Linked DNA regions of Homo sapiens: region 2 is linked to region 1. Evidence: chromatin contacts called from ENCODE Hi-C or POLR2A ChIA-PET data. All regions are on one chromosome and are shown on one strand. Each heading gives the region's core, a stretch centred on a gene start or an enhancer-like site at or near the end of the contact. The rest is flanking DNA. Distances are from core to core; before and after follow the strand shown.

What was found. Hi-C counts contacts between places; a loop is a spot of excess contacts on that map. ChIA-PET counts read pairs that join two places held with the same protein, here RNA polymerase II (POLR2A). Pooled maps may share reads with other maps.
Region 2: a loop to region 1 is called in a map of PC-3, with 2.5 times the contacts of the local background. The contact joins the promoter of EFCAB10 here to the enhancer-like site in region 1. A Hi-C loop is called at or near these places in 2 of 168 maps with a recorded cell type or tissue (B cell and PC-3), 4 of 37 single-sample maps with no recorded cell type and 11 of 50 pooled maps. POLR2A ChIA-PET finds 5 or more read pairs at or near these places in 1 of 52 experiments (activated T-cell).

The regions. Positions count from the first base shown.
Region 1 is chr7:105,491,078-105,497,412 of GRCh38, reverse strand. It overlaps PUS7 (pseudouridine synthase 7), which reads left to right. Exons shown (of 16, transcript NM_019042.5): 6 at 2,160-2,271; 7 at 5,796-5,873. Among named protein-coding and RNA genes, the nearest start is that of PUS7, 28 kb to the left of the region's middle. Within about 2 kb of position 3,337, at least 2 of the 41 ENCODE cell types and tissues checked have a DNase peak (open chromatin) inside an H3K27ac peak, as active enhancers do.
Region 2 is chr7:105,578,310-105,584,644 of GRCh38, reverse strand. EFCAB10 (EF-hand calcium binding domain 10) reads left to right here and starts at 3,152. Exons shown (of 5, transcript NM_001355526.2): 1 at 3,152-3,287. The coding sequence starts at 3,182. It also overlaps the pseudogene YBX1P2. RefSeq lists enhancers at 2,737-3,247, 3,248-3,760.

The DNA of each region.
Region 1 (6,335 bases), core at 2,088-4,587:
CGCAGAAAAAGCAAAGCAATAGTTACTTGTCTCACTATCAAAAAAAAGATAATCACAAATAGCATTTTGGTACATGTCCTCCCATATTTAAGTAAACAGATCTCTTTTTGGGGAAGCATTTACTATCCTTAAACCTTTTGCTTCATCTCATGGGTACAGACAGTGCAGCTTTGAGCGTGAACTAACATGCCCATTGTGAAGGGATTGAGACAAGGAGGCTGCACCTGTAGAAGAGTTTTCTACTTGTTCACTGTTTGCCTCTAAAACATTCCATTGTTAATGTCTAAATGGCTGTTAACCCACCGCATAACTACCGGGTGCTGTAGAAGTCCTCAGTGTAAACTTAACCATGCGATCATTTGCATGTTCACCTCTAAAGCACTTTAATATTATAAATTAAACATTGCTCTTTTGTGCTCTTTATGCTGTGCATTTGGACAGAGGTCAGAACTGCAGCAGGTAAGAGCATTTGGCATTTCATGTAGATAAAGTGAAATGCCAAAGATTTTGTCACAAGTGCTAAGTATAGACAACTTTGCTTAACTGATAGTGAGCTGGAAGGAAAACCGAAAATGATATTCCTGCTCAACAGTTTTCTGAAGAACTTGTGAGGAATTCACACCAAGGACTAAAGAAATACTTGTAATACTTTTCTGTCCAAGACAGAAAAAACTCACATATTTATCAAGAAGGAAGGGTGATTCACTAAGCATACATGCTATGGCAGTTTTCTGAAATGGTTTATGGAGTCTTTTGTTCTTTTCATTGTAACTTATCACTAACTTACCAAACAGTGCTTTTGCCTTGACAAAGCCAGGTATCCAAGTACCAGCTTCGGTACCAGCAGTATCTTAAGCCTCTGAAGATAAGGGATTCATGAGTTCATGAAAAAGGATTATTTTTAAAAGAAGAGGACTCTTTCTAGGAATTGTTGTATGAAACATTTTTTCAGTTTTTCTTTCATGGAGTTACAGTAATCAAATGAACTAGATGTGTTGTTTAAGTAACAACTGCAGCTCTGTGCCACACAGGACTCATGAATGTTATTGTACAGCGTCTATAAAGTGCAGTTTAGGCTTACATATTTTTCCCAAAGTACTTAAAAAAAAACATTTTGAGCAGCTTAAATCTAAAGCATATATATGTATGTGTCTCTCCCTCTCTCTCTCTCTCTCTCTCTCTCTCTATATATATATATATATATATATATATATATGTGTGTGTGTGTAGATATGCATACTTTTTTTTTTTTTTGAGACGGAGTCTCGCTCTTGTTGCCCAGGCTGGAATGCAATGGCACGATCTTGGCTCGGTAACCTCCACCTCCTGGGTTCAAGCAATTCTCTTGCCTCAGCCTCCCAAGTAGCTGGAATTACAGGCACTCGCCACAATGCCCAGCTAATTTTTGTATTTTTAGTAGAGACGGGGTTTCACCATGTTGGCCAGGCTTGTCTCAAACTCCTGACCTCAGGTGATCCGCCCATCTCAGCCTCCCAAAGTGCTGGGATTACAGTGCATGGGATTACACTCGGCCTAAATCTTACATTGTTTAACACAGGATTGAACAACTGAAGTAACACTAGCTGCTCAGAAGTTAACATTTAACCTGGCTTAATTTTTTTATGTTCTTTTTTTTAATTAAAAATGTTTTTCTTTTATTTATTTTTTGAGACAGGGTCTTGCTCTGTCACCCATGCTGGAGTGCAGTAGCATGATCTCGGTTCACTACAACCTCCACCCTACATGTTCATGTGATCCTCCCACCTCAGCCATCTGAGTAGTTGGGACCACAGGCGTGTACCACCATGCCTGGCTATTTTTAGTGGAGACGGGTCTTGCCATGTTGCCCAGGCCAGTCTTGAACTCCTGAGCTCAAGCCATCTTGCCCGCCTTGGCCTCCCAAAGTCCTGAGATTACAGGTGTGAGCCACCGTGCCCAGCCACATTTTAGCTTTTTATTTTTAATATGGATAGATAATGTTAAGTGTCCAATTACAGGAAATGTAATACCTCTAGTCCACACAGCTATAACCACTTAACCTGTATTTCTTTATCAGACTAGAACTGATTTTCCACTCAAAGGTTCTATAGCGAAAAATGAGCTCTTACATCTATAACTTTTATTATGGTATATATAATGTTAATTCTTTTGCTTTCAAGATCCAAGAAAACATTCTTGGCCAAAATCTAGGGGAAGTTACTGCCACTTCGTACTATATAAGGAAAACAAAGACACCATGGATGCTATTAATGTACTCTCCAAATACTTAAGGTGAGTTACTGTTGTTATGCCTATACAAAATCAAAGCAACAGAAACGTATATTCCTTTTTCCATGCTAATGGAAAAAGGAGCAGGAGGAGCACAGATTACAGATAGTAAATGCTCCTCCCAATGATAGTTTTCTTTCTTTCTTTCTTTCTTTTTTTTTTTTTTTTTTTAGACAGTCTCACTCTGTCACTCAGGCTGGAGTGAATGATGGTATGATCAGGCTCACTGCAGCCTTGACTTCCTGGGCTCAGGCATTCCTCCTACCTTAGCCTCCTGAGTAGCTGGGATTACAGGCGTATGCCACAATGCCAGGCTAATTTTATTAGGTTTTAGAGACAGAGTCTCACTATATTGCCCAGGCTGGTCTCGAACTCCTGTGCTCAAGCAGTCCTCACACTTCAGCCTCCCAAAGTACTGGGATTAAGAATTGCCGATCGGCCTGGCGCAGTGGCTCACACCTGTAATTCCAGCACTTTGGGAGGCCGAGGAAGGCAGATCACGAGGTCAAGAGATCGAGACCATCTTGGCCAACATGGTGAAACCCAATCTCTACTAAAAATACAAAAATTAGCTGGGCATGGTGGCATGTGCCTGTAGTGTTAGCTGCTCAGGAGGCTGAGGCAGGAGAATTGCTTGAACCTGGGAAGCAGAGGTTGCGGTAAGCCGAGATTGTGCCACTGCACTCCAGCCTGGCAACAGAGCAAGACTCCATCTCAAAAAAAAAAAAAAAAAAAAAAAAAATCACTGATCATGGATAGGAAGTGCATTGTTTCTTCCAGGCGTGAGCCACTGTGCCAGGCCGTGAGGATAGTTTTCTTAGGCAATGGATGAATTAATTTTTTTGACCCCCACATACGTAGTGCCAATAATTCAAGATGAAAATTCCATAAGTAAATGATTCGCATGCAGCTGAGAGTTAACAATCTGGTTGAAAATAAAAATTAACTTTCTCTTTTGAAAGCCTATACTTATCCTTTGACGTGGTTGCAGAGGTTGGTTTTGCCAGACTGGGAGCTCTCAATTCCTGGAGACTGACTAAACCTGAGACCGGTCTGATTTTCTAACAGGAATGTAAATATAGCAGAGACTGGATCTCTGGGGATCGGCAAGGTGCCAAAGCTTTTCTTAAAAATGGAAGTGGCTACACACCACAGCAAGTCTGTATGCTGTGGAAATTTGGTTTCCAATATATATTTAACTCATTTTAAATATGGAAACAGTGTATTAATTTGCTAGGACTTCCATAACAAAATACCACAGATCAGGTGGCTTAACAGAAATTACTTTTCATATGCTTCTAGAGGCTAACAGTCCCAAGCTCAAGGTGTCGGCAAGTTTGTTTTTTTTCCGGAAGCCTCTCTCCTTGGCTCGCAGATGGCTGCCTTCTCACTGTGTCTTCATGTGGCATTTTCCCTGTGCACGCACACCCCTGGTATCTGTGTGTGTCCCCATTTCCTCTTCTTAGGAGGATACCAGTCAGATTGGATTAGTGCCCACCCTAAATGGCCTCATTTTAACTGAATCACCTCTTTGAAGGCCCTATCTCCAAATACAGTCACATTCTGAGGTCCTGGGGGGTCAGAGCTTCAACATACTAATTTTGGGGGAGACACAGTTCAGCCCATAATACACAGTACCCAATTAAGTAACATTTATTTTGCTCTATTTATTAACTCCCTGGGAGAGAGTCTGTGCTACTATGCCTGTACCTGAGCCAGAGAGAACAGACGATTCTTGACAGGAATAGGTGGGTGGGGAGGGAGTTCCTCCAAGATCGGGAGTTGAGGATTGCTCAGGATTTAAGAAATCCTTCCTGGCTTTTTCCTTCTCATATGGAACGGTTAAGTTTATAAAATACTTCTTAGTTAACTAGGTTACTTATTATCTTCATATCAAAACTATTCAGATCCCAGTTTTAGCATTTCATTTGGCTTTTTTCATTTTTTAATACAAAGCAATAGCAGCATGGAAAATTCACACAATAACTTTTTAAAAACTGAAGATAAATTTTCATAGTGGTACATTATATCTCTAGAATGCATTTTTCTTTGCTTTCACTGTCTTATGTAATGTAATGAATTGTAGATGATGGATAGGAAGTGCATTGTTGCCTTTTTTGTTGCTGGCTAGCCAAGTCTTTGAACAACATCAGTTATTTACTAATAGCCACAAATGTTTACACTGCTAAGAAAGGAATTATTGACTGGGCGCAGTGGCTCACCCCTGTAATCCTAGCACTTTGGGAGGCCGAGGCGGGTGGATCACCTGAGGTCGAGCATTCAAGACCAGCCTGGCCAACATGGCGAAACCCCATCTCTATTAAAAATACAAAAAATCGGCCGGGCGCGGTGGCTCACGCCTGTAATCCCAGCACTTTGGGAGGCCGAGGCGGGCGGATCACGAGGTCAGGAGATCGAGACCATCCCGGCTAAAAAACGGTGAAACCCCGTCTCTACTAAAAATACAAAAAATTAGCCGGGCGTAGTGGCGGGCGCCTGTAGTCCCAGCTACTTGGGAGGCTGAGGCAGGAGAATGGCGTGAACCCGGGAGGCGGAGCTTGCAGTGAGCCGAGATCCCGCCACTGCACTCCAGCCTGGGCGACAGAGCGAGACTCTGTCTCAAAAAAAAAAAAAAAAAAAAAAATACAAAAAATCAGCCAGATGTGGTGGTGCATGCCTGTAATCCCAGCTACTTGGGAGGCTGAAGCAGGAGAATTGCTTGAACCCAGGAGGCAGAGGTTGCAGTGAGCCAAGATTGTGCCGCTGCACTCCAGCCTGGGTGACAGAGAGAGACTCCGTCTCAAAAAAAAAAGCGAAGAATTATTTGGCCATCATTTACCTTTTTTGTTTTTTTTTAAAGAGAGCAGGTCTTACTACGTCACCCAGGCAGGAGTGTAGTGTGCAGTGGCTGTTCACAGGCACCATCATAGCGCACTGTAGCCTCCAACTCCTGAGCGCAGACAGTCCTCCTGCCTCAGGCCTCCCCAGTAACTGGGACTGTAGGTGCATGCCACCACACCTGGCTATCATTTACTTTTCTAGCTTGCATATGAATTTATGTTGTTTTAGTAGATTTTTTTTTTTTTTTTTTTGAGACGGAGTCTCTGTGGCCCAGGCTGGAGTGCAGCAGAGTGGTCTCAGCTCACTGCAACCTCAGCCTCCTGAGTTCAAGCAATTCCCCTGTCTCAGCCTTCCAAGTAGCTGGGACTACAGTCACACACTACCACGCCCAGCTAATTTTTGTATTTTTAGTACAGATGGGGTTTCACCATATTGGTTAGGCTGGTCTTGAACTCCTGACCTCAGGTGATCCACCTGTCTTGGCCTCCCAAGTGCTGGGATTACAGACCATGAGCCACTGCGCCCAGCCTCCCTGGATTCATGTTAAAATAAAGTTTCTCCTCATTCTTCTCTTACTGTGTTATGATTGTAAGTATGTTTATATTAAAACTTAAATTATGAGAATTAGGATTTCCTTATAATATTACAGTATGTGACTTCAGATGATCTTGTTTCTCTCTTACCAGAGTCAAGCCAAATATATTCTCCTACATGGGAACCAAAGATAAAAGGGCTATAACAGTTCAAGAAATTGCTGTTCTCAAGTAAGTAGAGAGCACGTAACAGGATTTATACTGTAAATATCCTGGCACTGCTTTTCAGAATTCTCAAATTTACTTTGGGGGTTTCTCTCTCAGCTTTAGATGGTGCTTCTGCCTATTTAAAAATTACTTTTCATTCTGTTTTTTTCTTCTTCTTATCTATGAAACGTGTATTATTTGTGTAATTTTTAAAGATTTTTTTGGTAAAGCCAAGAGAATAATGCTTCTTTCTCTCTTTTGTTCATTCATTGTTAAATATGTTATTTAAAATTACAACATAGTGAACATGCTGTTTTGTTGTACACCCGAGAGCTACAGATAAAAGCAATAGTCTGTGTTTTTGAAGCAATTATAATTAGTGGAATAGACGGACATGTAAATCAGAACTTCTCCTGCAGTGAGATAAATACTGAAATAGAGATATACTTTGGATGTTAATGTATGCCTGTCAACAAGCATGGGAGT
Region 2 (6,335 bases), core at 1,903-4,402, 87 kb before region 1:
AAGCCGCAAAACCAGCAAGTTTTTATTAGTGATTTTCAAAGGGGAGGGAGTGTACGAATACGGTGTGGGTCACAGAGATCACATGCTTTACAAGGAAATAAAATATTACAAGGCAAATGGAAGCAGGGCGAGATCATAGGACCCAGGCGAAATTAAAATTGCTAATGAAGTTTCAGTCACGCATTGTCATTGATAACATCTTATCAGGAGATAGGGTTTGAGAGCAGACAAGCCGTCTGACTAAAAATTTACTAGGTGGGAATTTCCTCATCCTAATAGGCCTCGGAGTGCTACAGGAGACTGGGGCTTATTTCATCCCTTATCTGCAACTGTAAAAGACATTCCATTTTAGAAAGACAGGCCATTTTAGAGACCAACCCCTGGAAAGGCATTCTCTTTCTCAGGTCTGTTCCTTACTGAGAAAAGGAATTCAGTGATATTTCTATTTGCTTTTGAAAGAAGAGAAATATGGCTCTGTTCTGCCTGGCTCTCAGGCAGCCAGACCTAATGGTTATCTCCCTTGTTCCCTGAACATTGCTGTTATCCTGTTCTTTTTTCAGGGTGCCCAGATTTCATATTGTTTAAACACACATGCTTACGAACAATTTGTGCAGTTAACACAATCGTCGCAGGATCCTGAGGCGACATACATCCTCAGTTTACAAAGACAATGGGATTAAGAGATTAAAGTAAACACAGGCATAGGAAATCACAAGAGTATTGACTGGGGAAGTGATAAATGTCCATGAAATCTTCACAATTTATATTCTGCCATGGCTTCAGCCGGTCCCTCCGTTTGGGGTGCCTGACTTCCTGCAACAGACAGGAGTTCCAGACCAGCCTGGCCAAGATGGTGAAACCCCATCTCTACTAAAAAATACAAAAAAAATTAGGGTGTAGTGGTGCCTGCCTGTAATCCCAGCTACTTGGGAGGCTGAGGCAGGAGAATCTCTTGAACCTGGGAGGTGGAGGTTGCAGTGAGCCAAGGTCACGCCATTGTACTCCAGCCTGGGCGACAAGAGCGAAAATCCGTCTCTAAATAAATAAATAAATATGTCAGGTGGTCTCCATCTCATAAAACCAGCTCCAGCAAACAGGGGTTGAAGCTCAGGATCCAGGCTGCTCTGTGGCCCACAACCCAGTCGAGCCAACAGGCCAAGACCTTCCTGACTGGTGGCCAGCGCCATGCCTGCAGGCCGCTCACACCAGAGATGCCACTTAGAACTCTCCACTGGGGAGTTCGATCGGTAGCGGGAGCGGAGAGCGGACCCCGGAGAGCGGACCCCAGAGAACCCTGAGCAGCCCCGCCGCTGCCGGCCTAGTTACCGTCATACCACGGGAGGAGCCGCAGCTGCCGCAGCCGGCCCCAGTCTCCATCACCGCAACCAATGAGCAGCAAGGCCGAGACCCAGCAGCCACCCGCCGCCCCCGCCTTTCCCCCCACCGCCCCCCTCCCGTCCCCCCGCCGCCCCCGCCCTCAGCGCCGCCGACACCAAGCCCGGCACTACGGGCAGCTGCGCAGGGAGCGGTGGTCCGGGCGGCCTCACATCGGCGGCGCCTGCCAGCGTGGACAAGAAGGTCATCGCAGTGAAGGTTTTGGGAACAGTAAAATGGTTCAATGTAAGGAACGGATATGGTTTCATCAACAGGAATGACACCAAGGAAGATGTATTTGTACACCAGACTGCCATAAAGAATAACCCCAGGAAGTACCTTCGCAGTGTAGGAGATGAAGAGACTGTGGAGTTTGATGTTGTTGAAGGAGAAGAGGGTGCGGAGGCAGCAAATGTTACAGATCCTGGTGGTGTTCGAGTTCAAGGCGGTAAATATGCAGCAGATCGTAACCATTATAGACGCTATCCACGTCATAGGGGTCCTCCACGCAATTACCAGCAAAATTACCAGAACAGTGAGAGTGGGGAAAAGACCGAGGGATCGGAGAATGCTCCCGAAGGCCAGGCCCAACAATGCCGGCCCTACCGCAGGCAAAGGTTCCCACCTTACTACATGCGGAGACCCTATGGGTGTCGACCACAGTATTCCAGCCCTCCTGTGCAGGGAGAAGTGATGGAGGGTGCTGACAACCAGGGTGCAGGAGAACAAGGTAGACCAGTGAGGCAGAATATGTATCGGGGATATAGACCACGATTCCGCAGGGGCCCTCCTTGCCAAAGACAGCCTAGAGAGTACGGCAATGAAGAAGATAAAATCAAGGAGATGAGACCCAGGGTCAGCAGCCACCTCAACGTCGGTACCGCAGCAACTTCAATTACCAACGCAGATGCCCAGAAAACCCTAAATCACAAGATGGCAAAGAGACAAAATCAGCCAATCCACCAGCTGAGAATTCGTCTGCTCCCGAGGCTGAGCAGGGCGGGGCTGAGTAAATGCCGGCTTACCATCTCTACCATCATCCGGTTTAGTCATCCAACAAGAAGAAATATGAAATTCCAGCAATAAGAAATGAACAAAAGATTGGAGCTGAAGACCTTAAGTGCTTGCTTTTTGCCCGTTGACCAGATAAATAGAACTATCTGCATTATCTATGCAGCATGGGGTTTTTATTATTTTTACCTAAATATGTCTCTTTTTGGTAATAACAAACGTGTTTTTTTTAAAAAGCCTTGTTTTTCTCAATACGCCTTTAAAGGTTTTTAAATTGTTTCATATCTGGTCAAGATGAGATTTTTAAGCACTTTATTTTTAATTTGTAATAAAAGTTTACAACTTGATTTTTTCAAAAAAGTCAACAAACTGCAAGCACCTGTTAATAAAGGTCTTAAATAATAATAATAAAAAGAACTCTCCACTGGGCACCCTCAAAATTGCACAAGTTCCTTCTGTTATTAGTTCATGCTGAGTTGTGATGCCAGCACTTCAAGCCTTGTTAATCATTGGATCAACAAGTACCGAGCTAGGTGCTAGAGAGAGATGGAAAAAGGCACCTGGGCCCAGCCCTAAGCCTGGATCGCGGACAGTGACGTTGGTCCACACCTCACCTGCCCTCTCTGCCCTGCTACATGCCCCAGGCTTGCCCTGAACCGTGAGCTCTAGAAATTCCAGGTCCGGGTCGCAGCCACAGGGCAGTCAGGCGTGTCACGTGACCGCGCCGGGTAGAGGGAGACAGAGTCGCACGGCTGAGACGCCAGGCAGTCGCCTAGCAACAGCGGGACGCGGAGCGATGGAGACCAGCAGCAGGGAGCTCCAAGCCGCGGAGTATTTGGAAAAGCATCAGATCAAGGAGGTGGTTAGCTACCTCACCAGCGCCCTCCTTTTCTTTCGGCCGGGTAAGGGCCCCCATGCCCCGGTACAGCCATACCTCCATGTGGGGTTCGCTTCCCACACGAAACCCCCCTCTTACACATTCGCTTTCCACTGCCTCCCAGCCACGTGAGCCCTTCTGCTGTTGATTAACTCTGCGGCCTTCAATAAAAGTCCCTCAGGCTGCAGTACAATGGCGTGATCTCATTTCACTACAACCTCCACCTCCTGGTGGCGATTCTCAGGGGCGATTCTCCTGCCTCAGCCTCCTGAGTGGCTGAGATTACAGGCGCCCGCCACCATGCATGGCTAATTTTTGTATTTTTAGTAGCGACAGGGTTTCGTCATGTTGGTCAGGCTGGTCTCGAACTCCTGACCTCAGGTGATCTGCACGCCTCGGCGCCTCAAAGTGCTGGGATTGTAGGCGTGAGCCACCGCGCACGGCCAAAGTTTTTAATCTGGCAACTAAACAATTGATAGGGTAGGATAGAAGATGTTCTAGAGGGGATCGCTTTTCCTGACTTTTTTTACACATCTGAACCCCCTACAAAATTTGAATCGTTTTGTAATTTGGGAGTGGTGTGTCATTTAAAAGTTATATTTAGGTGAAAATGGTTTTATGTCCTCCCCAGGGTGCAGAATTGTAATTTGCCGACCTCCATATGGAGCGTCCGAAATGCCAAAATTGTCCATTTGCTTCTGTGTAAGGAAGTGGAAATACCAAACATTCCAATTTTGCCAAAAAACACCCAACCAATATCATGTATAGGAGACAGAGTTCTTGCTAGTTGTTTTAAAGTATTAAAACAAATATTAGAAAGAAAAAAAAAGGCCGGGCACGAGATGGCGCCACTGCAGCCTGGGCGACAAAGCGAGATCCTATCTCAAAAATAAAAATAAAAATAAAAAATAGGCCAGGAGCAGTGGCTCAGGCCTGTAATCCCAGTACTTTGGGAGGCCGAAGCGGGTGGATCACTTGAGTTCAGGAGTTTGAGACCAGCCTGGCCAACATGGTGAAACCTCGTGTCTGCTACAAATACAAAAAATTAGCCGGGTGTGGTAGCGCATGCCTGTAATCCCAGCTATTCGTGAAGCTCCTTGGGGGCGGTGACTCACGCCTATAATACCAACGCTCTGGGAGGCTGTGGTGGGCAGATCACTTGACTTCAGGAGTTCATAGACCAGCCTGGGCAACATGGCAAAACCCCATCTCTATTAAAAATAAAAAAACTTAGCTGCACGTGGTGGTGCGTGCCTATAATCCCAGCTACTCAAGAGGCTGATGTGGGAGGATCACGTGAACCTGGGAGGCGGAGGTTGCATTGAGCGGAGATTGCTACTCAAGCCAGGTGACAGAGTAAAACACCTTCTCAAAAAAAAAACTAAAAATAAAGACAAATGTTAATTTTCTTCATCATAACAAGGGATATATTATGTTACATTCGTTATATAAAATATTTGTCAACATTTATTTTTAAATTTCATTTTTATTGAAGTGGATGTATGGGGTTTAAAAATTGAAAAGTACTCCAAAGCTTATAATAACAGCATTCCTGTTGCTATCCCCAGCTTCTGCACAGAATAATTTCAACTCTTTTAGCAATATTCTTTGCTATTTATCTTGAGATTTCTAAATAACAGGCCTATATTGCTGCTGCTTAATGTTTTTCCCTCTAGGTTAGATACTAGCTTTATGCTGTGGAAGATGAAAATGCGCCTTTCTTAAACACACACCTCATACACCTGTTCCCACTCACACCCATCTTCCAGATAAATTTAGATCACAATTTTGATATCCTCAGTATTCAGAATTTTTAATATTGTTAGGCAAGTATCTATAATCCTTATAGTATGCTGATTATATTTCCCTTGTTGTTTTCCCTGGTTAATAATATATTTACATTTTTGGCTTAAATTTGTGTGATCATCACTAATTCATCCATACCCTCTTTTGCCACAGTACAGCTGTCCTCTCATTACATTTGCATTCATTGGGTAATTACCCCCACCACCACCACCCAAACCCCGTACCCCCAGCTGTGTGTCTTCCTGCTCCAGTCTGGACTGATAGCTACACAGTGGTTATTCACGGCTTCCCCTCACTCTGATCCTAAGACGACTCCTCGCCTTTCTAGTGTTCAGAGCCTGTTTTATGGCACAGCCAGTAATCCCTCATTCTTGCTTTACCGCTTTCTTCTGGTGGAGCATATCCTTTAGTGGCTTCCTGAGAGAGCGTGCTTTGAGGGGTAAAGATTTTGGGAACACACGTATATAAAAATGTGAGTTCCTACATTCAAAACTTTTTAATAGAGTGGAGGCTGTGCACGGAGGCTCACACCTCCCAACACTTTGAGAGGCCAAGGCGGGTGGATCACTTGAGGTCAAGAGCTAGAGACCAGCCTGGCCAACATGGTGAAACCCCATCTCTACTAAAAATACAAAAATTAGCCAGGCATGGTGGCATGTGCCTCTAGTCCCAGCTACTAGGGAGACTCTGGCAGGAGAATCACTTGAACCTGGGAAGTAGAGGTTACAGTGAGCTGAGATTTCACTGTTGCACTCCAGCCTGAGCAACAGAGTGAGACTCTGTCTCATAAAATAAAATAAGAGTGGACACAATTTTAACTTGGAACATATTGCCCTCAGAATTTTTAAGGCATTGCCCCATTGTCTTCTAATTTCTCATGTTGCTCTGAAGAATTCTGATGTCATATGTCATCAGATACTTGATCTGGCTATGAGGCAAGTTTATTCTTTCCAGAAACTTTTTAGGATTGTCTTTTTATCTTATCCCTGGTGTCCTAAATATATGCCTTGGAATGGTTTTGTTGTGGTTGCTGTTAATGTTTGTGCTCTAGGTACTTTATGGTCTTATTAAATTTGGAGATATTTTTCTTTCAGGTCTAGGAAGTATTTTTCTTATTTTCCTTACCTATATCTTTCTGGAATTATTATTGGATATTGGACATCTTGGCTTGATTTTCTAATTTACTTTACATCTTGATATGTTGTATAATTTTTATCAGAAGAATGCAATTTATGAATCTGCAGATTCTCTTGAGAATTTACCAAAT